Regions from separate parts of the Mus musculus genome. Here region 1 is linked to region 2. A link is a loop called in an ENCODE intact Hi-C map of the cell type or tissue named here. Cell type or tissue: left cerebral cortex. All regions are shown on one strand. Each heading gives the region's core, and the rest is flanking DNA. Links, peaks and the distances in the headings are about the cores only.

What was found. Peaks named below come from ENCODE experiments on the same cell type or tissue, not always from the same donor. Only the 100,000 strongest peaks of a DNase experiment are listed, where the experiment ranks them.
Region 1: it touches region 2 in a loop (2.5-fold over the local background); 1 of 42 quality-filtered maps calls a loop at or near these places.

The regions. Positions count from the first base shown.
Region 1 is chr11:86,938,010-86,949,500 of GRCm38, reverse strand. Ypel2 (yippee like 2) reads left to right here. Exons shown (of 5, transcript NM_001005341.3): 3 at 3,525-3,568; 4 at 4,820-4,928; 5 at 8,813-11,491. The coding sequence ends at 8,902. Among named protein-coding and RNA genes, the nearest start is that of Gm51915, 39 kb to the left of the region's middle. In left cerebral cortex, for the core only: no CTCF peak of the experiment used is centred there; DNase peaks (open chromatin) are centred at 3,254, 4,171, 4,778 and 5,268; H3K27ac peaks cover 2,655 bases.
Region 2 is chr11:86,845,272-86,856,762 of GRCm38, reverse strand. The region is part of intron 3 of Gm33742 (a long non-coding RNA gene); the gene reads left to right. It overlaps Gm51288 (predicted gene, 51288), which reads left to right and starts at 4,105; the gene lies at 4,105-4,159. In left cerebral cortex, for the core only: no CTCF peak of the experiment used is centred there; DNase peaks (open chromatin) are centred at 3,539, 3,752, 4,475 and 5,129; H3K27ac peaks cover 2,007 bases.

The sequences.
Region 1 (11,491 bases), core at 3,075-7,074, 93 kb before region 2:
TATACATAAGTAAACGGTTTAAAATTTTTGACATTGCTTTATTTTATTTTATATCACTTTTCATGTTATTAACAATTTTATTATTTGGCCATTTTATACATTTACATGTTGACTACTCATTGTTTTTTCCCTATTACTCTTTCTGATCATTTTGTTTGAGTGTTATTTGAGATAGGGTCTTGCTTTGTAGCCCTGGCTAGCCTCAGACCCCACCCTCATCCCCCAAGACATCTACCTACGAGATTAAAGCACGTGCCATGACTGGCTTCTCTGATTGTTCCATTTTTGCTTTTGTTTGTTTGTTTGTTTGTTTGTTTGTTTGGGGTTTTTATGAGACAGGGTTTCTCTGTATAGCTCTGACTATTTTGAACTCACTTTGTAGACCAGGCTGGCCTCAAACTCAGAAATCTGCCTGTCTCTGCCTCCCAAGTGCTGGGATTAAAGGTAATAGATACCACACCAATCATTCTTTAAACACAAAAACACAGAAAAAGGTAGGATGGTGTTGCCTGCTATAATCCTGGCACCTGAGAGCTGGAGACAGGAGGCAGGACAGCTGCTATGTAGGGAGTTTGTGGCTAGCCTGGCACAAAAGAAAGAAAAGGAACAAACTGGTTTAAAATACAGGATGGATAATTTTTGAACGAACTGTGCTAGAGGCTGGAGATACCGCTCCACAGTTAAGAACATTTGCTGCTCTTATAGAGGACCTGGGTTCAGTTCCCAGCACCTACATCAGATGGCTCACAACCTTCTATAACTCTAGCTCCAGGAGATCAGCACCCCTTCTGGCCTCTGGGCACCAACTTAGATTCATACGCATAAATAAATACATCTTAAATTTTGTAAATACTAAGTAAAAAGCCTTTCAAAAACATTTAGTGTTTGAGTGACAGAAAGCAGGTTTGCCTATGGAGCCATAATCGAGAAAGTGGCGCAGAGCAGAGGGAACGGTAGACTCGGAGGCCCAAGAAAATCTTGGAAGGGTGAACTATCGGTACCCTCTCCCCGCCCTTCCCCCCGCCCCCTTACTATGTTACCTCGGCTAGCCCGGGACACGCTTATGTAGACTAGGTTGGCCTCAACTGAAAGCTGGGCCAGGTGCGGTGTGGCCCCCAATGCACATCTGCCCATAGTTGAAAGTTTTAATTTTACAGATAGATGCTAAGTGATATTCCTGAGATCGCAGTGTAAATGCATTTGATAGCTTGTTATTCGGCAGGGGGCTGTAACATGCTTTGTATTTCTAGAATACATGGAGGAAGAAGCAATGATATGGGGGAGTAACACCACAGAGTTCCAGATGAAAATCTCTTGTAGTCTAGTGTGGTGGTGTATATCTTAATCCCAGGCACAGTAGGCCAGTTCAGTCTACCCAGTGAGTTCCAGGCCAACCAGGGATATGATACAAACATACACACTCCTCCCACACATATGAATAGGAGTGATCCTGCCCCCCCCCCCCCAAAACCCCCTGGTTTTCTGAAATGCTATATAAACCAATGCCACCAGTCCTGGTGATTATCCTTAATCTCCATCGTGGTGATGGCTTCCTAGGCATATAGCAGATATCAGAACTCATGTAACAATGCACCCCAATAGAAGAAATATAGAGGCAGTTCATACTATCAGCTCTGGAGGCTGAAGCAGGAGGATTACTGCGAGTTCAAGGCCAATCTGGGATACCTAATGAGACTTCAAAATAAAAATAAAACAATTAATATGTGCCAGAGTCACATGCTGCGGGTTGGAAGAGAGCCTGAAGATATGAGCTGCACCTCTGAGACTCACAGCATAGAGAAGGAATTTGATTCAAAAATTTTAAATCCAAGGGCTGGAGAGATGGCTCAGCAGTTAAGAGCTCTTCCGGAGGTCCTGAGTTCAATTCCCAGCAACCGCATGGTGGTTCACAACCATCTGTAATGGGATCCAATGCCCTCTTCTGGTGTGTCTGAAGACATCTACAGTGTACTCAAATGCCTAAAATAAATAGATAAATCTTTTTAAAAAAAATTTAAATCCAGATGCAAAGAAAGCCGTAGGTGTTGGTTGTGTGTGTCTTCCTGGGAAGGTCAGAGGATGACAGGGTGGACAAAGCTGGGGAAGTCAGCCATTGAGTGCAGGTAAGCTTGGGCTAGCATAGGGCACAGTGTTAAAGTAGCAAGAGGAGTCACTAAGTGGGCAGCTTTTGTTCCCTTGAGCCGTTTGTGTAAAGTCTGGCTTTGTCACAGGGACCTTTGTGTGGAGTTTGAGAGAGAGGCCATGGTTCCCAGAGCAGCTTCATTGTGCCTGGGGGGTGGGGGTGGGGGGTCTTATGCTCCCTGGCTGTTTCCAGAAACACGGTTCAGGTCTGGACTGAGGCCGGTGACTATCTCTCTGCTTGCTGCTTGAGCTGTACCTGGGCAGGAAGGCATCCCCTTATCCAGCTGTTCAGTTCCCAGCTCCTCCGCAGGAAGTCTGCCTTTCTCTGGCCAGAGGCACCAACCCTGAAGACCTGTACTCCTGACAGAATGGCTGTCTAGGCACAGTGCTCAGAGCCCCATCTGGTGCTTTTAGTCATCTGTCAGCTCCACACCCCAGATTTCTTCAGAGTTCCTTGTTTCCGTGTCTGTTTTTATGCTGGTCCCCCCACCCCCACCCCGCAACCCCCCAGAGCTGACTAGGAAGTTAAATTGGGATACCATTGTCACACCACATTAAAAATGCAAGCAGCAAGGCAGAGCATGTCGGCCAGACAGCTCATTGAGACCAGAGGAGGGAAACCTGTGCTAATGGAGGGAGATGCCAGATTGCATGGTAAGCCCTGGCTTCTTTCTGTCACCTCTGTCTGTCACTGGCAAGCCAGAAGGCAGGCCAAGCTAGAGGGTGAAATGAGACTTCTGCCCATTGGGCATCATTGAGATCACGTACACAGCAGAAGAGGAGCCCTGGAATCCCCACTTAGGACTGGAACTGCTGAGGGGCCAGGAGCAAGGCAAATGATGAGTGCAGGCTCTTGTGCTGGGGTCCAAGTAAGAAGAGGGCAAACCAAAGGGTCTGTACTGGCTTTCCATGCCTAGCCACTGTGTGTGAGAGGCCACTGTGTGTGACATCCGTGCAGATTAATTCTCCCAGTGAATTCCTTGTCGGGCAACGTGAAGAACGGAGGGGTATTTAATTACTTGCAGTTCTGTTGTTAAATAAAGATCAACTTTGTCAGTGTGTCCCAGGCTTGCCATAGCTTCCCGAGTGCTGGTGTTACACACTGCACCATCACACCAGCCTGGCTACTCTCTTGTCATCTGTACCCCTGTCCATCAAGTCACCTGAGCTGGTAAAAATAGCCCGAGTGTGTGGGCTGCCTTCATCTCTGAACTGTTTATTCTGTCTTCACCACCTCCTGCCCCATGCCACCTGCCAGCTAGAGCTCTTGCTGGCCGCATGCTCCCTTCTGCATGGGCAGTCAGGTTGGTTGCGATTTGGGGTCGGTTTCCCAAATAAGTAACATGGATGTCTAACTATTGATTTGTCTTCTTGTATTTCAGTCCTTCCAGGGAAGTCAAGGGCGAGCCTACCTCTTCAACTCAGTGTGAGTGTTTCTGACTGGGTACCTGTTTATTGGGTGCAAGTCTCGAGGGGCGGGGCAAGCACTCCTCTGATTCATCAATGACCTCTCTCTGCCTTAGTAATATTAGTAATAATAAAATCCCTAGGGGCATTCCCATTAACCACTGGTAGTCAGTTACCTTAGGGGAAATTTGGTTGGCATCATCTCCAACTAAAACTAATGGTACTCGCTGCAGTATCCCCAGCACAGGGAAAACTTAGAGGGGTCTCTGATAGACCTTCATCGTGGAGGTCAGCCAGACCTGAGATTTGTGACGGTGTGTGTGAGTGTGTGTGTGTGTGTGTGTGTGTGTGTGTGTGTGTGTGTGAGGGTGTATGTGAGAGAGAGAGAGAGAATGAGAAAGAGAGAGAGAAAGGAAGGAAGGAAAAAGGAAGGAAGGAAGAAAGAGAGAGGAAAGAAAGAACGAACGAACTTATGTTAGGGGCAAGGCTTAGGAAGAGCCTCGTCCCTTCTGCAGAGGATGTCGACACAGCCTGTCACGGGATTCAGCCTCTGACTTGGCTAGGAAGACAAAAGCTCGCAGACATCTGATAAACTGTGAAAGGAAATGTAGCTCATTCCTTGGAGCAGGTGTTCTGTAAAGCAGGTGTGATAGATACTCAAGGGTCACTCACCCTGATGATACAGACGGAAACACATGGTCTTGTTCACTGTCTTAGGCAATCCTCTGTAACCCCTGTGCAACCATCTCGAGGCTGAGCCTCCCTTTCAATTACAAGACCAGGGGGGAAGAGATGGCCAAGGCCGTGCTGCCAAGCCTGACAACACAGTTGGGTCGCTTGAAAGCTAAGCTTACTGTAGGAGGAAAGAACCCATTCCCAAAGCTGTCCTTGCCTCCATGAAGGCACCACAGCATGCATGTATCCACCCAACAAGTAAATGTAACGTGAGTTTTCTTTTAGTTACAAGATTATAAATTAGTGTCAGAAAATTTAAATCCTAAGCAAACTGTCATCCAGAGCTATTTTGGTCAACCCACAGAACTGAATCTTGCAGATGCAGGATTTATTCCCACGGAGACATTTCCATGTGGTTACCTTTGAGGCGATGGATGTTTCTCATTTCAGTTTTAGACCAGTTCCTTCTCCCTGTAGGCTTCCCTGGGAGTAGGCCTGTCCAGTCGGTTTTTGCCAGGAGCTCAGCTTGAATGACTAATGGCTGTTTATCCTTCTGACTAACCACCCGCTCGCTCTCTTTCTGTCTTTGGCACAGAGTTAATGTGGGCTGTGGGCCTGCAGAAGAGCGGGTGTTGCTAACAGGACTACATGCCGTTGCAGACATTTACTGTGAAAACTGCAAAACCACTTTGGGCTGGAAATATGTAAGTACAACGAGCCTGGGAGGGAGGGCCTCCTGGGTAAGGGATGCTTTCTTCCAAGGGCTGCCCTCAGCCCTGGGGGCTCGTACCTTTGTAAGAAAGGTAATCCTGTTCATCCCTTCACCTGGCCTGGAAACACTTCCGTGGGAGCGCACGAGTACAATTATTAGCAGGGCCTTAAAGCATCTCCTGAAAGCTGACTGTAACAACCCTGGGAAGACGGCTCAGTCAGCAAACTGCTTGTCCATAAACATGAGGACTTGTTGAGTTCTGATACCCAGGACCCTTGGGAAAAGCTGGGTGCAGCAATACATGCTTGTAATCCCAGAACTGGGTAGGCATAGACTCGGAGAATCCCCGAGGCAGCCTGTGCAGCCAGTGGGGGAGCTCCTGATTCAATGGGAGGCACTCAAAAAGGTAACTCAGGAAGACACTTGACACTATCCTCTGCCTAACACATCTTCATTTTCTCTTTCTCTCTCACACACACAAACACACACATGCACACACCAACAAGTATATACATATACACAAAAATAAGAAACACTAGCTATCCAAACATGGTCCTATACACTTACAATCCGTGCACTTAAAAGATTAAAGCAGGTAGATGACAGACCCAGATGGATCACATGAGACCCTGTTTCAATGAAGTAACAGAGACAGACAGACAGACAACTAACAAAATACAGAACTGTCTGAGTATGTTAGCTGGGCTTGGGTCTCTACAAAAGTATGATCAGTGCTTCCACAGTTACCAGCTAGTTTTTGCATGCCGTCTAAGCAGCAGAATGAGGCTCCAACGGGCTCTGTCTCTTAGCTGGCTTTATGCCCTCACGCTCAGCCTTTTCAGTGCTAAGCAATTCAATGTCACCTGTGCATTGCGGTACAAGCCTGTGATTTTTGTATTTTGGAGGAGGTGGCAGGAGGAGCTTGGCCTCTCTGGGGAACTAATAAAATCTCTTAAAAGATATAATAAAGTTTATTACAGGGAAATAAATTAAGGAGCAATGGGGCCGTGTGGTGGCGGTGATGTTAGGTCTTGCCAAGGGACAGATTGTCCTGAAAGTTGGGTCCTTTTCTTCAGCCCGCCACGAGCAGTTGTTACAGGAACGCACCACCACATGATCACAGTTCTGCTGTTGATCCTAGAACTCCTTCATCCATTGAGATGTTGGGTTAGAGGAAGAGATAACCCTGAGTAGGCTGGTTTCATTTGTTGCTTGAGGTTCGGGTTTGGTGATCTGACAATTTTATAAAAAGCTGTTGACTATAAACTTACTGGGAGTGAGTACTGTAGGAAGCACTTGCCTAGAAGCCCTGAACTTGACCCTGGCATCAGGAGAGGAAAAAAGATGGCGATCCACTCCCTATCGTGATGATGGGCAGGACATCGGGGAAGCATCCGATGGCTTGTATTGATCGCCTTGGTGTACCCAACTCTGTTCTGTTCCTTTGTCTTGGTATTTTTATGAACCTACAGAACAACCCTACAGTGCAGTGGCTCTCAACCTTCCTAATGCTGTGACCCTTTAGTACAATTCCTCATGGTGTGGTGACCCCCCAACCACAAAGTTGTTTCTGTTGCTACTTTATAACTGTAATTTTGCTACCGGTATGAATGATGATGCCAATATTTTTGAAGACTGAGGTTTGCCCAAGAGGTTGTGACCCATAGGTTGAGACACTGAGTAGCTAATCGGTTAGTTAAGTGAGCGGTTCCAGAGACTGACCCAGATTATTGACTTCCTGCTGGAGTTCAGAGCCACCATCACGGATGCCGGTGGGCAGGTGATCCACTTTGCATTTCTTCTATTTAATAAGAAAACCTCGTATCACAGGATGCTGGGAACTCACTATGTAGCCCAGGCTGTACTCCTTCCTCCTGCCTGTTTCCCAGTGCTGGGATTATAGGAATGCCCCTTGATACCGGAGGAAAACTCACCCTAGTATTCTTACTCTTCTTCATTTCTGCCCTAAACACAGGCACAACAGGTCTTATTCTCAAATTATAGCACAGACAGACAGACAGACAGACAGACAGAGTGCACAGGAAAATCTGCTGAATCCATAGCTGCTGAATCCATAGTACCGAGTGTTTGCACATTCTCTGGTCTCCTAGCTCCCCTCTTCCTCACTTTGTAGATTGATTCTTCACTCAACAAGACAACTTAAAGTCTGAACTCTTGTTCTAAAACACAAGAAATAGAAAGTTCTGAATAGAGGTGGTAGTTCACTAGTAATGCCCGCTGAGCAGTGGTAGCACAGGCCTCTAATCCTAGTACTTGGGAGGCAGAGGTAGGCCGACCTCTGCATTCCAGGACCACCAGAGACGCAAGAGTCTCTGTCTTGAAAACAAACAGAAAAAAAAAAGCTGTAGTTTGTATCATTATTATTTTGGAACAGTAGGATTTGGTTTCTTACTGATCTCAGAGGCTCTGCCAGAAGAGCCCCTTATCTACTGCTTGTGCCTCTGTCATTACCCACGTGACTTCCGGGAGAGGTGTTCTGGGATAATGTATAAATGCTCGTGTGCTTCCTCACTCTGCATGTGAGATAGTCCTTTGTCCTATATTGGGAAGAAAGGCCTTCTGTAGGGCTCGCTGAGAGGCTCCACGGGGGCGGGATGGTGGTGGAAGCAACCTGCCAGGGAGGTGGAGAGGGTGGGGTGGGAGGAGGTTCTGCAGCTCGGGGGTTCATGCAGTGTCTAGTACCCTGGAGCACAGTAGTGAAAGAAAAGCACTTGATTCACCTGAGGTGGAAACAGGGAGAACAGAAAGTAAGACCTGATTGGCCTTATAGTCTGGAGGTACTTGCTATCCTACTTATGTATAACAGGTGCAGCTTTTTGTTGTTGTTGTTGTTTTTGTTGTTTTTCCGAGACAGGGTTTCTCTGTGTAGCCCTGGTTGTCCTGGAACTCACTTTGTAGACCAGGCTGGCCTCGAACTCAGAAATCCTCCTGCCTCTGCCTCCCAAGTGCTGGGATTAAAGGCATGCGCCACCACCGCCAGCTAACAGGTGCATCTTAAGATGATAACCAGACTTCTAGAAACAAATGTCTGTAAGGCAGACTCCTAGTAAGCTTCAGAGATCCCAGTTCCCTCAAGAGCTCACATACATGTATGTGTGCAAATGAATGTCAGCTTAAGACAGGGATCACTATGTAGCTAGCCATAGCTTCCCTGGAGCTCACACAGACGCCTCTGCCTCTGCCTCTGCCTCCGGAGTGCTGGGATCAAAGGTGTGTACCACCTTGTCAGGGCTTTTTTTTTTTTTTTTTTAATTAAGAAGCCAAGAAACTTCACATAAAACCAAGGTTGTCTACTGCAATGCTCCCAAACTGGCTTCCAAGATCAGCAGCTGCCTTTCATCTGTTTCCTGAAGGCCTGTTATCTGACTTTCAGTCTTCCAGGAATGCAGAAGTTTGCAAAGCAAGAACATCTCTGCTTAAAGTTTTTATTGTGTTACAGGCAGCAGAAAGAAGTGACTACATATGGGCATTTGTGGGTATTGGAGAGGAAGGTGTACTGAGAATAGAGCTAAGGGAAGGCGTGGGGAAGAGAGGGCAGTGAGGTGCCTGCCGCAGGTGAGATTGGGATCCCAGGCTGAGTAGCTGGGAAAGAGCTTCCTGAGATGGTGACGTTTGAGCAAAAGTTTAAAAGAGGAATGATCCAAATAAATTCTGTCATGATACTGAGGAATCCCAGATGTCCCTCGGTTGTGCTGCTAACAGCAGGAACTCAGGACACTTGCGTGCTGGAGTGTTTGGGGCACCTGATGGCTGTCCAGGCGCCTGTCGTCAGCCACATCGCTGCTTCTGTGTCTCAGAAGTCATCTGTGCCTTTGGTCACTCTGTGTCTTTTTTTTCTCTTCCTCTGTTTTATAGGAACATGCTTTTGAAAGCAGTCAGAAATATAAAGAAGGCAAATACATCATTGAATTAGCACACATGATCAAGGACAATGGCTGGGACTGACCTGATAGCATCCATCCGGTCCAGCATCCATGTGAATGCCACCCAACTGAACATTCTACCCAAGCGTGAGAGAGTGACTGAACACACTCGGTTCCATCAACTTAGGGGCCTTGCCATCAGGGGTCATCCTCCCACCCTGACACCATCATTTTTGGTGACTGGCCTCTAAATCACTGTCTCTCTGTCTCTTTGCTTTGTATCTGTTTGTGAGTTGATCTTGGCTTCTCTGTTCTAGTGTTGGCTGAAAACAGTTACGAGCTGGAACGGACCCTTGGCTGCATGGTGGCAGCCCTACTTGAGGGGGGGTGGCCCTGCCCACATGAGAGCTGCCTGATGGCTGTCAGAACATCGGCATGTGAGCATGAGCAACAGAACAGGGGAACCTGGGAGTCCTAGGATTGGGGAAGGGGCAAGAGGGTGCAATATAACTGTACTGTTCTTGGAGACCTGCTAACTTAGGCTTGAAATAATTGACTCCTTCAAAAGGACAAAGAGAAAAAAAAATACCTCGTGGCTTTTGTTCTCTCTGATGATACACTCCTGCCCTAGCATCAGATGTGCCAGGACAGCGGATTAGCACAAGAAGCATCCTTGATTCTAGCTGACAGGGCAGGACCCTAGCATTCTGGACCTGGACTGGAGAAGGTCCTGCTAAAGAGAATGGGGGGTGGGGAGTGTGTGTGTGTGTGGGGGGGGGTAAAGCTCAGTGGGTTTTAGTGATTCTGCCCTCTTTCCCCCCCGCCCCCTCCTGGGCAATCACCTTCTTGGTCTTCTTAACTGATTTAGGTTGCAGGAAAAGATACAAGATGTGTGTGTCCCATTTAGCCCAAAGCACAGTAAAAATCGGTAATGGAGGAGAGCCAGGAGCTGGAGGCGTTGCTGTGGACCGGGAACTCCTGATAGCAAGCAGGAAATGTAAAAATGCAGAGGCAAGGTTCTGGGAGGAAGAGTTCAGATTGGAGCCAGTGAAGGCTTAGCACATCTTTCCTCATCCGATGATCAGTAGCTTCCATGGGACCAGCAATTCTTTGTGCACAACGTTTCTGAGTTTTGGGTTTTTTTTCCCCCCTCCAATTTTATCACCATAACCTGGAAACAAAGATCCAAGATTACACCTCCATTCTTAGCCCTGACTCTCCTATGTGGATAGACATCTTTTAACAGTGTGGTCCAGCAGTAGGGAGGGATTACAGATTCAATATTACTCCTTCACCCACCGCACGCACCCAAGCTTCCTTGAGTTAGGGTTGGGGAGGAAAGAAAAAATAATCCCTGTAAATCTCTTAAAATGAAAAAGAATTTATTGTGTGTAATCAACACTGTGAAGGCTGTGTTGCATCAATCCAGCTATTATGTGGATTTGAAATCCTGTTTGAATCCATTTCGTTTATTTCTTAGGCAGAAGATAATGTTAAAATATGGGCATATTAGGTACTTCTCAGAATCTTGTTCTCTAGCTAGGCTGGTCCTACAGGAAAATTCACCTCTGAAAAAAAAAAGCCCAAGAAGAGAAGGAGCAAGAGTGAGCTCATGGAGATAAGAGCCTGTTGCCTGGCTAACCAATGCTAAAGCATCCCTCCAGGAACATTTTCCAGTCCACATCCCCAGCAGAACCAAATTCCATCAGGGAGAAAGCCGTGGTGGACACGGCTTTGTCCTGATCTGGAAATGGACAAATTGAGACTTGCCAGGGCAATAGGAAGTCAGCCAGCTCAGTAGACTGCCTGTCTTCTGGGACACAAAAGGATTCCTAGAAACAGAATTTTGTTCCTCAAGTCTGCTTGTCCTGGGCCCTGGAAGACTAGCTCTGCCCCACCCCCACCCCCACCCCACTGCACAGCAAGGCCCACTGAGGGCCAGAAAAACTACCCGTGACTCCCAGGCTCAAGTGGTCAGTGACACACATTTCTCCAGTTTCACATTCCTAAGACTTGCCAGCTCCAAGCGTCATCCATTGTCCCCTCTTTATCCTGTTCGAAGATGTGGCCTTCATTAAAGATTTGATTAGACCCTTTGCTCAGGGAATACCTAGCTACATACACACTACAAGTCCTTTTTTTTTTTTTTTTTTTTAACTAGGGGGTGGGGATCAAACCTAGGTAGTTTCTTAAAAACTAAAGTTGGTGACTTGCAGAAACTGGATCTATGGTGCCCTGGGTGGAGAAAGGGGCAGGGTCCTTGAACTACAAGTTTGGGGGTGGGACCAAAACTCATCAGGCTTCCCTTTGTGACGGTGAAACCAAAAGTGCTTCTTATGACCATTCTTAGCTCCACTCACAGCTTGTCTACCTAACACTTAGCAGTATTAGCGAGTCCTCAGCCCAGCGGGCGGCAGAGGCTCCTGCACCCAAGGCCTCTCTGGTCAGTTTTTTTTTTTTTCCTCACCAAATGATTGACTCAGCATAACCAAAGACCTCACCCCTTCACTCCACATAGGTTCAGGGAAAGGGAAGTCCTTTGGGTGACCTTGGGCAGGGGTGGGCAAGGACAGAAGAGGAGAAAGGGAAGGCCTGAGGGTACCTCAGCCGCCAGCTACCTTCACTTTGAAGTCTAGCTGACCAGCTCTCGCTCCACCTGCCCTGTGCCACT
Region 2 (11,491 bases), core at 3,265-7,264:
CCATCAGGATCTCACTATGCAGACCAGGCTAGCCTTGAACTCACAGAAATCTGCCTGCCTCTGCCTCTGAGTAATGGGACAAAGATGTGCCTCACCACTCGTGGCTTCCTTGGTTTGCCTTTGAAGTTTGTCATTCTGTAAACACTGCCCACAGTACGTGCATGATCCAAAGGATCTACGAATCATCTCTCAACCGCAGAACCCACATAGAGTAACTAGGATAGGTGTGCCCCTTCCAAGACCTCAGTTATTCAGTTGATTAACCAGAGCCCCAGGCGATCCACTGGGCACAAAGGATGAAAGAGTTGTGTGATGCTTTTCTAGTCCCAGAGTCAGACAACGCTTTTGTATGTCCTTAAAATGAACAATTTGTCCGCTTACAAATTGTTTACCTGCGACTACCAAGGGTGAATAGGCCATTTACTCTATACAGCCTGTAAACACCATCTTTCATTGTTTTCCCAAGACAAACAACCCCCACAGTTTAGAGGGTTTTTTTTTCCTCTCTCCTCCTCCTCACCACCTCCAGAGCCCAGGCCCCTGTCACCATGACAACCGGAACAGAAAGCCTTGGAACTATCTCTCTTACTACGGGGCACATATCTCCCTATAAGGACAATTTTTATATGTCAGCCAAACTGGACTCTGGGGGCTGTTCTTTAAATATATCATTAAGTCATAATGAAATCGGCAGTCTGGAGACAAGGTCTCAATGGTCAAGGAACTAGGGATTCTCATATCTCACTTCAAAGACAAGAGAGCAAAACATGGGAGGGTGTTTTACTGGCAGGGGCGTCACGTCTAAATTCGGGTAGCATTCTGGTTAGTGTGTCCAAGTTCCTCCTTAATTAAGCCAGGTTGGCTTGAGAAGCCAGTTTGAGCGCTAAGACTGGAAATTAGTGTCCCCAGCTGAAACCTGTCCTTGGAGCCTTAGGCTCGTGTAGCCATCTGCCTCCTTGGCCTTATTCCTTGGCTGCCTCCAGTTCACCTCAGCAATAGTCCCATCTCTCTCCTTCCCTCCTCTTCTCCTCTCCATGAAGCAGCCAGGGTCCCAGCCAATGGGAGGATTTCCTACTTGTTCCGCTCCTTGCCTTTCTTCACAGTCATTCTTACCAAGTCTTAAACTAGCCCAGGCCTGTTTCCTCCTCCATCAATCCTGACCATCACTGTCAATGAAAGCATAGTTGTCTTCTGCCTCTGTTTTTGTTATTTGAGGTTTTTGGGTTTGTTTTTGTTGTTGTTGTTGTTGTTTTGTTTTTCGAGACAGGGTTTCTCTGTGTAGCCCTGGCTGTCCTGGAACTCACTTTGTAGACCAGGCTGGCCTCGAACTCAGAAATCCACCTGCCTCTGCCTCTTGGTTTTTTTCTTTTTAATGACTTATTTTATTTCCTAGTGTGAGTGCCTTGTTCCTGTGTATGTCTGAGGAGAGGTTGTCAGAACCTCTAGAACCAGAGTTATGGACAATTGTGAGACCCCATGTAGGTGGAAATTGATCCCAGACCCGCTGCAAGAACAAGTGCTCCTAACCTCTGAGCCATCTCTCCAGTCCTATTTTGGTCTTCTGAGACAGAGTCTTACTCTATGGCTTAAGCTGGCCCTAATCTGAGCTCTTTCTGTCTCTATCCATCTGGTGCTGGGAGTGTAGGTATATAGGGGGTATAGCTCACAGTCGGCTACCTGGATTACTCTAGGCTTCTCTCATTGTTCTTGGAGTGACCTTTCAAAAAATAAATAAGGGACTGGAGAGATGGTTCAGTGAGTGATCTCTGCTCTTTCAGAGGACCTGAGTGCCTGTAGCCCGAGACCCCCAGGTGATCCAACATCCCCATCTGAGGAGACACTCACATACACAGCATACATACACACATGCACACACGAACAAAGCTTTAAAAGTAGATTAAAGGGGAAAGAAATAAAAAGGATGATAATCATAGAATTATCTTCTTTAAAATTCTTCTTAGCTTCCCCTGGTGCATGGAATAAAAGCCTCACTCCAGTTCCCCATCCAGTCTCATCTCAACACCCCCCACACCACCTCCCCGCCACTCCTCACAAGGATTGAACTGATCTGGCTTTAACTTTCTCTAGAGTCTAACAGCTGCCATGAAGTCCTACGTTTCCCACAATGCTCTTTGCTCATTTCCAAGCCTTTACACTTTCCATCCTCTGCTGGAACTCATTCCAGAATTCTACCAGCTCACGGCACAGTGGCCATTTCCTTCTCAACGTTGAGGTCTCAGTTAAGTGACATCCATTCAAGAAGCCCTTCCCTGATCATCTGTATCCAAAATTGCCCTCTTCCATCAGCTAGACCCTACTAGGACCCTTGGTTTATTTCTGTATAAGATTTTCCAGGGCATGTGGCTATCTTGAGTGAGCATTGTATACTTGCTCGTCTCCCCAACTGGGAAAGGAAATTCCTTGAGGGCAGGAATTTGATCTTATTCGGGGATAAAGGACAGATATGAAACACTATTGGTATCTATGTATGTGGGAGAGCCAGCCTGCCTGCCGTTTTGCTAATGACCTCTCCTTCCAGGAAAGGGGCGTTTCTTCTCTCTTTGTTGTGAGGGTTTGATAGCTAGGATTCTACTGAGATGGCGCAAATGAAGGCTTTGGATGAGGAGATCATTAAGTGTAGGATGGACTGGGTTAAGAAAACCAAGAGAAGATATTCAGATGCTAACTGGGAATCGTTGTATATGGAAGATGTGCAAAGGAATGACCAGATAGAGTCTAGTAAGACACAGTGCTGGGGAAGAGACCATCCAGGCATGTGGTCCCAGAGGTGACCGGGAACCAGGTCAGGAGTCATATCATCTTTTTTCACTCTGCTCTGTCTGCTCCATCCCACTCCATGACGGATGGATGCCAAGCAAGGGAGGCAAGGCGAGTAAGTCACTTTGCAGACTTCAGACCACACACACACAGAGAATGGGTGATAAACCAGATAGAAGGGCACAGGTTCTCAGCCTCCGCTGGGTTTAAGGCTGTTTTGATGACTTAGCAGCCAATCAAATTGGGAGCTTATGTTCAGACTGTAGCCGCCATTTTTTTTCCCCTCCTGTGGTCCAGGGAAAAATAAATTTGGTTTCTTTGTTGTTTTTGTTGTTTTGAAAGAGGGTCTCAGGCTGGAGAGATGGCTCAGCAGTTAAGAGCAGAGACTGCTCTTCCAGAGGTCTTGAGTTCAATTCCCAGCAACCACATGGTGGCTCACAACCATCTGTAGTGGGATCTGTTGCCCTCTTCTCGTCTGTCTGAAGACAGCTACAGTGTACTCGTCATATATATAAAATAAAAAAATAAAATCTTTATTTAAAAAAAAAGAAAGAAAACAAGAAAGAGGGTCTCACATAGCCCAGGCTGGTCTTGAACTCACCCAGTGTGTGGGTGCTGAGGATAGTCCTTCTGCCTCTAGCATCCAAGGGTTGGGATTTCAGGCTTGCGATAGCCACGATGTTGGTTCCTAAACAACCAGCTTAGTAATAAACCTGAAAGCAAAATTCCTGGGGGCGGTGGAGCCTGCTTTTACCCTGAACAAGTGGGTGAAGTGTTTTTCTTATTAATAAGCACTGCCTACTCAAAGAGAAAATGAAAATCTTATTCAGCCACCATCTAAATTGCATTATGAAACTTTATAGATGATATTCATAGTATTTCTCACAAAGTTTATGGGACCAATACTTGGTGAAATTTGATTTCTAGATCTGTCGAAGCAGTTGCAGGAAAAAATAGTCCTGCAATCTGTTCCAGTGTTTGCCCTTCTCTGAACAGTTTGCCTCGTGAGAATGTCCACAGCTGACTCATTCTATTCTACAAATACCAAACGGCACCCAGGTCTGTTTCAGGGATATTGGTCAACCTGGAGCTTTTCCAGACATATGCCGCCGGAGGGAAAATATCCGAAATGCAAGTCTTCCTGAACGCTGCCTGTGAAAGTTTCGCCTTTGAGTAGTAGAGGGAGCAGGGGCCAGCCAGAACAGCTGGAAGGAATCGCAGAATCCTTGTGCAGCTCTTCTCTAAAAGTCTTTGGCTTAGATCTTTAACTTTGAAAGCTTAGCTGGTTATATCGAACTCGTCCACAGAAGCAGAGGGGGCTATGTCTACAGCGCCAGCTGCCTAATTGATTGTCTCTGTTAATTAGGCTCTGGATCTGTGAATGGAGCCCCTCAGCCGCAACAGCAACTGGGTTTTCAATTAATTTTGCTCTCTGCTTAAAATGTTCTGGACATTGGAAACATTGTTTAATTATAGTATCCCCATCTGTCTACTCTCTGCATTGTATAACCAGAAAATACACAGTGTGCTTATTGTGTTTATTGATTTATTTAAACTTCAAAGACAATAGAGTGCTATATAATAGGCTGCAGAGAGGGTGGACTCTTATCTCTCTACTGTTTAGAAAAGAGGCAAATTGCTCTGTGCTTTCAAATGTTTGAAACAGTCACTCTGAGAAAAGTTCAAATTTGCCTCTGATTTCTCTGTACTCAGAGATTTTCCTCAGTACAGAAAATTATATCCTAAAATACCTAGATGCCAGCTGGTATATATCCCAAGAGAAGCAGGGTGGACGAAGAGGGTTTTTAAAAAATACCTGGAGAGCCAATTTGTAATGATAGAGATCTTAATTGAATCACCTGGGACCTCATGCTGAAAAAATATGCACTGAGTGCCCGTGGCTTCCACTTAATTAACAGCGTTGTTCCTTTTAGACAGGGTTCGTATGGTTGAGATAAAGCCACTGCAAACATCTGCAGTAAGGCACAATGCCTTCGTGTGTGTGTGTGTGTGTGTGTGTGTGTGTGTGTGTGTGTGTGTGTGCATGCGTGCATGCCTAAATTAGAATGGCCTCATTTCTTTCACTGTGTGTACCGACCCTAGTGAGTCACCCAGACAAAAGGATGCACTAAAATGAGGTAGTTTGCCATCTAGAGAAGAAAAAAAAAAAAAAAAACCACACTGGTCATCTTATGGAAACTAAGCTTAAGAAACACAAGGCACTTAGTGCTTTACTATGAAACCTCTCTGAGGTGGGAGAAATATGTGTGAAATTTGGACTCTCATTTTCTCCAATCTGAGGAGGAATTTGTCTCCTAGAGTCATCTGGCTGGTGGTGATGGGAAGGATCAGTGGGAGCCCCGCTTGGCGGGGCTGCTCAGTAGAAACCCATATGCTCTCTGACATTGATGATAATCATCTTTCCATCATTCCTAGGTTAGTTCTTAGCAGAAATCGGAGCCAGCTCCATCCTGAGAGAGGCTCCTGCTGCGAAACCAGAGCTGGCAATGAATCTTTAACAAAAGATCAAGGACTTGACATTTATTTTTAAGCACGAGAAGGAAGTGTGCAATGTTGGCAGCAAATACAGGGCTAAGAAGAGCTTTTAAACAGTTGCAGAGAGAAGTGGAACTCGGAGGAGCAACCACTCAACCTACTGGTGACTTCACTTTTGTGAACTAGCAACTGACGACTAGGTGGGACAGGAAGAGTGTATATATGTAAATATGTGTAGACAAGACACACATATACGCCCAGCTTCTTAAAGAAGACAGGTGGCACAATGCATTTACCATTTTTATTTTGAATCAGGTTATTTTTAAAAGAAGATTTATTCCTATTATTCCTAATTATGGGTATGAATTACCACTTGAGTACAGGTGTCTATGGAGAATAGAGGTATTGAATACCCCTAGAACTGGAGTAGAGGCAGTTGTGAGCTGCCCAGTATGGGGGCTGGGAACAGAACTGAGGTCCTCCACACAAGGTCAGCAAGACATAACCACTGAACTATCTCTCCTACCCCATCGGGTATGTTTAAACATTTTTATATCCAACTCATGTTTCAGAGTCAATGTCAGGAGGTTTGGTCAACACGAAAGACAGAAAAGCCGCTTGTTTTAATTTTTAACGGACTAGGCTGGCAGAAACAGCAATAACAAAAGTTTTGTCCCCATGCCCCATCAAAGGACTCATGCGTGCAAAGTTGTGAATTTGTTAATTTATGTAGGGGGAGGGAGGTGTGCGTAGTGAAAAGGTTAAATAAAGTGCACCAAGTGAGGATGTATTCTCTTCAAACTGTCCACCTACAGTAAGGAAATAGCTTCAAATTTAATTTTAAACACAACAGATGCAGAAAAAAGTGTGGCTGTCAGGAAATTTGCCAATGAGGTATAATAGGGTGTGAACCTCTCTCTAAAGGAGAGTTATTTCTATCTCAGGGTCCAGTTCAATGTCCTGATTAGTTCTACTAGTAAAGTTAAATGCAGAATATAAATCCTCTCCAGGTGACACACCTTAAAATTCCTCCAGCTGAAGGACTCAGGAGTCACCTTACCAAATGATTTAGAGCATAAATTTAGTTTAGATTGGCTTTTGAAGTAACCACCAACCCCACAATAGGCAGTTTGCAGACAGTGGAAGGCAGGGTGTGTGTGTGTGTGTGTGTGTGTGTGTGTGTGTGTGTGTGTGTGTACACGTGTGTGCGTGTGTATGTGTGACACGTAGATCACAGTCAGTTGGTAGGAGCTTGTTCTTTCCTTCCATCATGTGGCTCTCAGGTGTCAAACTCACTCTCGCTGACATTCTTTTACACTGAACTACTTACATGTTATTAGACGCGTTCTCACGACCGGCCAGGAAAGACGCAACAGACCAGAATCTTCTGCGGCAAAACTTTATTGCTTACATCTTCAGGAGCCAGAGTGCAAGAAGCAAGAGAGAGAGAAAACGAAACCCCGTCCCTATTAAGGAGAATTATCCTTCGCCTAGGACGTGTCACTCCCTGATTGGCTGCAGCCCATCGGCCGAGTTGACGTCACGGGGAAGGCAGAGCACATGGAGTGGAGAATCACCCTCGGCACATGCGCAGATTATTTGTTTACCACTTAGAACACAGCTGTCAGCGCCATCTTGTAACGGCGAATGTGGGCGCGGCTCCCAACATCTCCCCCTTTCCTTTTAATAAGAGCAAATAGGCCACCCATATTAATGAGAGTGGAGATAGAGGTCAAATCCCCAGTGTGTAGGTAAAGGAGCCATGTACAGGATTAGCTCTTAGGCTCACAGGCTTTTACCCAGAGCAACCCTGACCTGCTCCCGTGTCGTTTTGCCTGGGGGAAGGGAACTAGGACACTGAACCTTCATGAAAGATGACATGTCTCCCTAGAATAGGCTCATATATGCCGCAGAGCCTCTCCATTGCAGTGCTTAGCCGTGCAACTCTCTCGGGCTGCTGAAGCACACTCACTCTATCCCGTGCAATGAGTCTAGCCTCGTGAGATGTAAGAGCTGAGTGGCCAGCGACCTATTGCCTAAGCATAGATAACCATATATCAGGGGGAGCTCCATGTTCTAGTCCTGCAAGCGCCTGGGCAATAACCACCTTGTCTCTCCTAGTTTGGGCCTTAAGCTTACAGACCAATCAAAGAAGCAACACTAATCCACAGCAAAGTGTATCTCCAAATAATATTAATCCCACCCATTCTTTAAAGAAGGAAAATGTTGAGGAGATCCAATTGGGTAATCCTTTGGTCAGGGACAGGTCCAAGCGCGTGGAGTTGACCTGAAGTCTCAATTCCCGAAGGATCTGTTCAAATTCAGCCATCCAATTCTGTAACATATACTGAAAAAGACTTTTTGACAATTTAGCTGCCCTAGTAAATTTAACATACTGAATGGAAATAACACACAATCCCGGAAACTTTTGTTCACAACCCTGCTGAGTTATTTGTCATAATACATCTAGTTGTATCTGGACAAGATCTATGAGTTGATTAACCAGCATGAGACCTCTCTGTATTGGGCCAAATAAGTTCATTTGCTCATTAATGGCTCTGAGGTCATGGAGCAGTCTCCACTTTCCTGACTTTTTCTTAATTACAAAAATTGGAGTATTCCAAGGTGAGGTAGAGGGTTCAATATGGCCTAATTTTAATTGTTCCTCTACCAGTTGAATCACAGCTTCTAGTTTTTCAGAGGATAGGTGCCATTGAGGAACCCACACTGGGTCCCCTGTTTTCCATGGTATGGGTCGTGCTGGCCCAATGGCCGCTAAGGAAAACCCAGACCCTGTCTGTCTTGGTTTCCATTAGGTGAGATGGGCTCTATCCTTCCCTGTTCTTGATGTCCTAACCCTTTTCCTTCTTTATAACCCATCTTTGCCATGATATTTTTTGCTTTAGCTGAATACCCTCCCGATGGGGCGTTTTCATTGGACAAAATAAGGCCCAAATGCTGCATAATATCCCTTCCCCAGAGGTTAACCGGGAGTGGGAGCACATAAGGTATGAATTTCCCTTGCTGTCCTTCAGAGGATTCCCACGTCAAGGCAACGGAGCTTATAGTGGGACATGATTGATATCCTAGGCCCTGTAATGAATGAGATGACTCTGTGGTGGGCCATGCTTTGGGCCACCAATGTGTAGAAATTATACTTTTATCTGCTCCGGTATCAAGGATGCCTTCAAACTCTTTTCCGTTGATCTTAAGGCGGAGCTTAGGTCTATCATTTAAAGATACAACCAAATAGGCAGAATCATTTCCTGAGGAGCCCATTTTCTTTATCTCAGGTCCTGCAGATTTTTCCCTGGTATTATCAGGGAGGAGCAGCAGCTGAGCTATCCTATCTCCTTTACTAATAGAAAAAACGCCTTTAGGGCTTGAGCACAGGACCTGTATTTCAGGGGAATGTTGACAATCCATAACTCCAGGGTGGACTACTAAGCCCTGCAAGGTGAGTGAACCCCGGCCGAGAATAAGGCCCATGGTTCCCGGGGGCAAGGATGGTATAGGCTCCACTGGCACCGGCTGAATACTCATTTGAGGCATTAATAGGAAGTCGGAGGCGGCACGCAGGTCCACCCTTGTGGGTCTTCCTGGGTCGCCTCTCTGACTGCTTCCTGGGTCCTGACAAACCGGTTCCCATATCTTTGAGGGCCCTGGGACCGAGGGCCCGATGACCCGTTTTTTGGCACATCAGTTGATTGACTATCAGGTGGGGGAAGGATTCTGCCCTTTATATCCCTCACAGAGCGACACTGGTCAGCTCTATGATAACCCTTGCCACACTTAGAGCAAAGAGTGAGAGTCCCTCCCTGTTTATCTGGAGCTCTGCAATCTTTCTTAAAATGCCCAGGCTTTCCGCAATTAAAACATGTCCTCTGATCATTTCTGCCCATGGAGCGGTTCTGAGATTGGAGGATGGCGGCCGCTAAGCCTGCATTGGTGAGAGGTCCCCCAAGCTCTCGACAGACCCTGAGCCAGTCTTGTAAGCCTTTGTTCTTTCTTGGGGCTATGGCCGCTCGGCACTCCTTTGTGGCTTGCTCATAGATTAGCTGTTCTATCAGAGGCGCAGCTTGCTCTGACTCTCCAAAAATACGCTCTGCTGCCTCTGTCATTCTGGCCACAAAATCTGAGAAGGATTCCTGAGGTCCCTCGACAACTTTTGTTAATTGACCAGTGGTTTCACCTGCTCGGGAGAGCGCCTTCCAGGCCCTAATAGCCGTGGAAGAAATCTGGGCATAAGCTCCCCAATGGTAGTTTGTTTGATCAGCAGAATAAGCTCCCTGACCCGTTAACAAGTCAAAAGTCCAATCTCTCTGCTCTGGAGTCAAAGCAGCTGCGTTTGCTCGGGCCTGCGCTTGTGCAGCTTCGTGCCAAAGCGCTCTCCATTCCATATATTTGCCCATACTAGGGAGAGCGGCTTTTACAACCGTTTGCCAGTCGGCAGGAGTTAGTGCCATGCCGGCAAGCCTGTCTAACTGCACCAAGGTAAAATTAGCATTGGTTCCGTATTTACGGACCGACTCGGCAATTTCTTTAATTTGTAAGTATTCTACCGGAGCGTGGACACGCCCACCCTCGGCTCCTTCAAAGACCGGAAATGCCTGTTGTATTTTCCTTTGTTCCTCTCTGGGAATGAATGAGTCTGCGCACTGCCTCTCTGCGCACTGCCTCTCTGCGCACTGCTGACGCACTACGCAGGGCGGGGGCTCCGCATAGGGCGGACCTTGAAGCCGACTGCCCTGAGGCCAATCAGCAAACTGGCCTTCGCCAGCCGCTTTTGGCTTCCTTAACTGATTAGCTAGCACTTTACCTGGCTGGTACCCTTTTTTCTCATAATGAGCTGCTTCTTCCTCCCAGTCTGTTTCTTCAGAGGAGAATTCTTCATCTGCTTCAGAGCTACTAAGAGCTGGCTCCCCGAGCCCATCCAGCGATGAGCACAGGCTCCTTTTCCTAGAGACCTCCGCTAATTGATCTTTCTTCTTTTCCCTTTTTCCTCTTTTTCTTCTAATCTCTCTCCAGGTATTCCTACCTAACCTTAACTTTTCCTCGGGTTCAAGACCCTTGGAAAGGCCTGTATACTTATTTTGTGTACCATATTTCCTCTTTGTTCCTACTCTCTCTCCCCGCTTTACTTCTGATAGCTTGTCCTGAATTTCATCTAGAATCCGCCCTGCCTTAACCACTTGATAACATGTGAAAAGGAACAAAAGGGCTTCTAACACTAGAAAAAATTCAAGGCCAAACATTTTCCACTTTACTTCTGATAGACTGTCTTGAATTTCCTTAGAAAGTTCAAGATCAGACTTACCTCGTAAAGCTATACTTACGGGTTACTCTCGTTCCCCCAGCTGAAAAGTTCTGAATTCATGTAGTTGAATCCTTCTTAACAGTCTGCTTTACGGGAACCTTTATTACCGCGACCCGCAGTTCTGGTTCTGGAATGAGGGATCTTCCTTGCGCCAGTCCCGAGTTTTTTCTCGTCCCGGAATTCGGCACCAATTGTTATTAGACGCGTTCTCACGACCGGCCAGGAAAGACGCAACAGACCAGAATCTTCTGCGGCAAAACTTTATTGCTTACATCTTCAGGAGCCAGAGTGCAAGAAGCAAGAGAGAGAGAAAACGAAACCCCGTCCCTATTAAGGAGAATTATCCTTCGCCTAGGACGTGTCACTCCCTGATTGGCTGCAGCCCATCGGCCGAGTTGACGTCACGGGGAAGGCAGAGCACATGGAGTGGAGAATCACCCTCGGCACATGCGCAGATTATTTGTTTACCACTTAGAACACAGCTGTCAGCGCCATCTTGTAACGGCGAATGTGGGCGCGGCTCCCAACACTTACAGGCCTCAAGTCTGGTTTCAGTCTTCTTGGCTTGGCCTAATTATTTCTGCTTTTCTCGACACACGTGAAGACGTTCATGGTAATTGGGGAGACTAGAGACCATTTCTCAAAGACAAATACAGGAGTGACAGAGCCAATAATTTTTTTTTTTGAAACAAGGTTTCTCTGTGTAACCTTGGCTATCCTAGAATTGGATCTGCAGAGCAGGCTGGCCTCGAACTCATGGAGATCACCTGGAGATCTACCTCCGGAGTGCTGAGATTAAAGGCATGCATCAGTGCATCACCACTGCCTGTCCCATGAAATCTTTTTTTAAAAGATTTATTTATTTATTTATTTATTTATTTATTTATTTATTTAATGTAT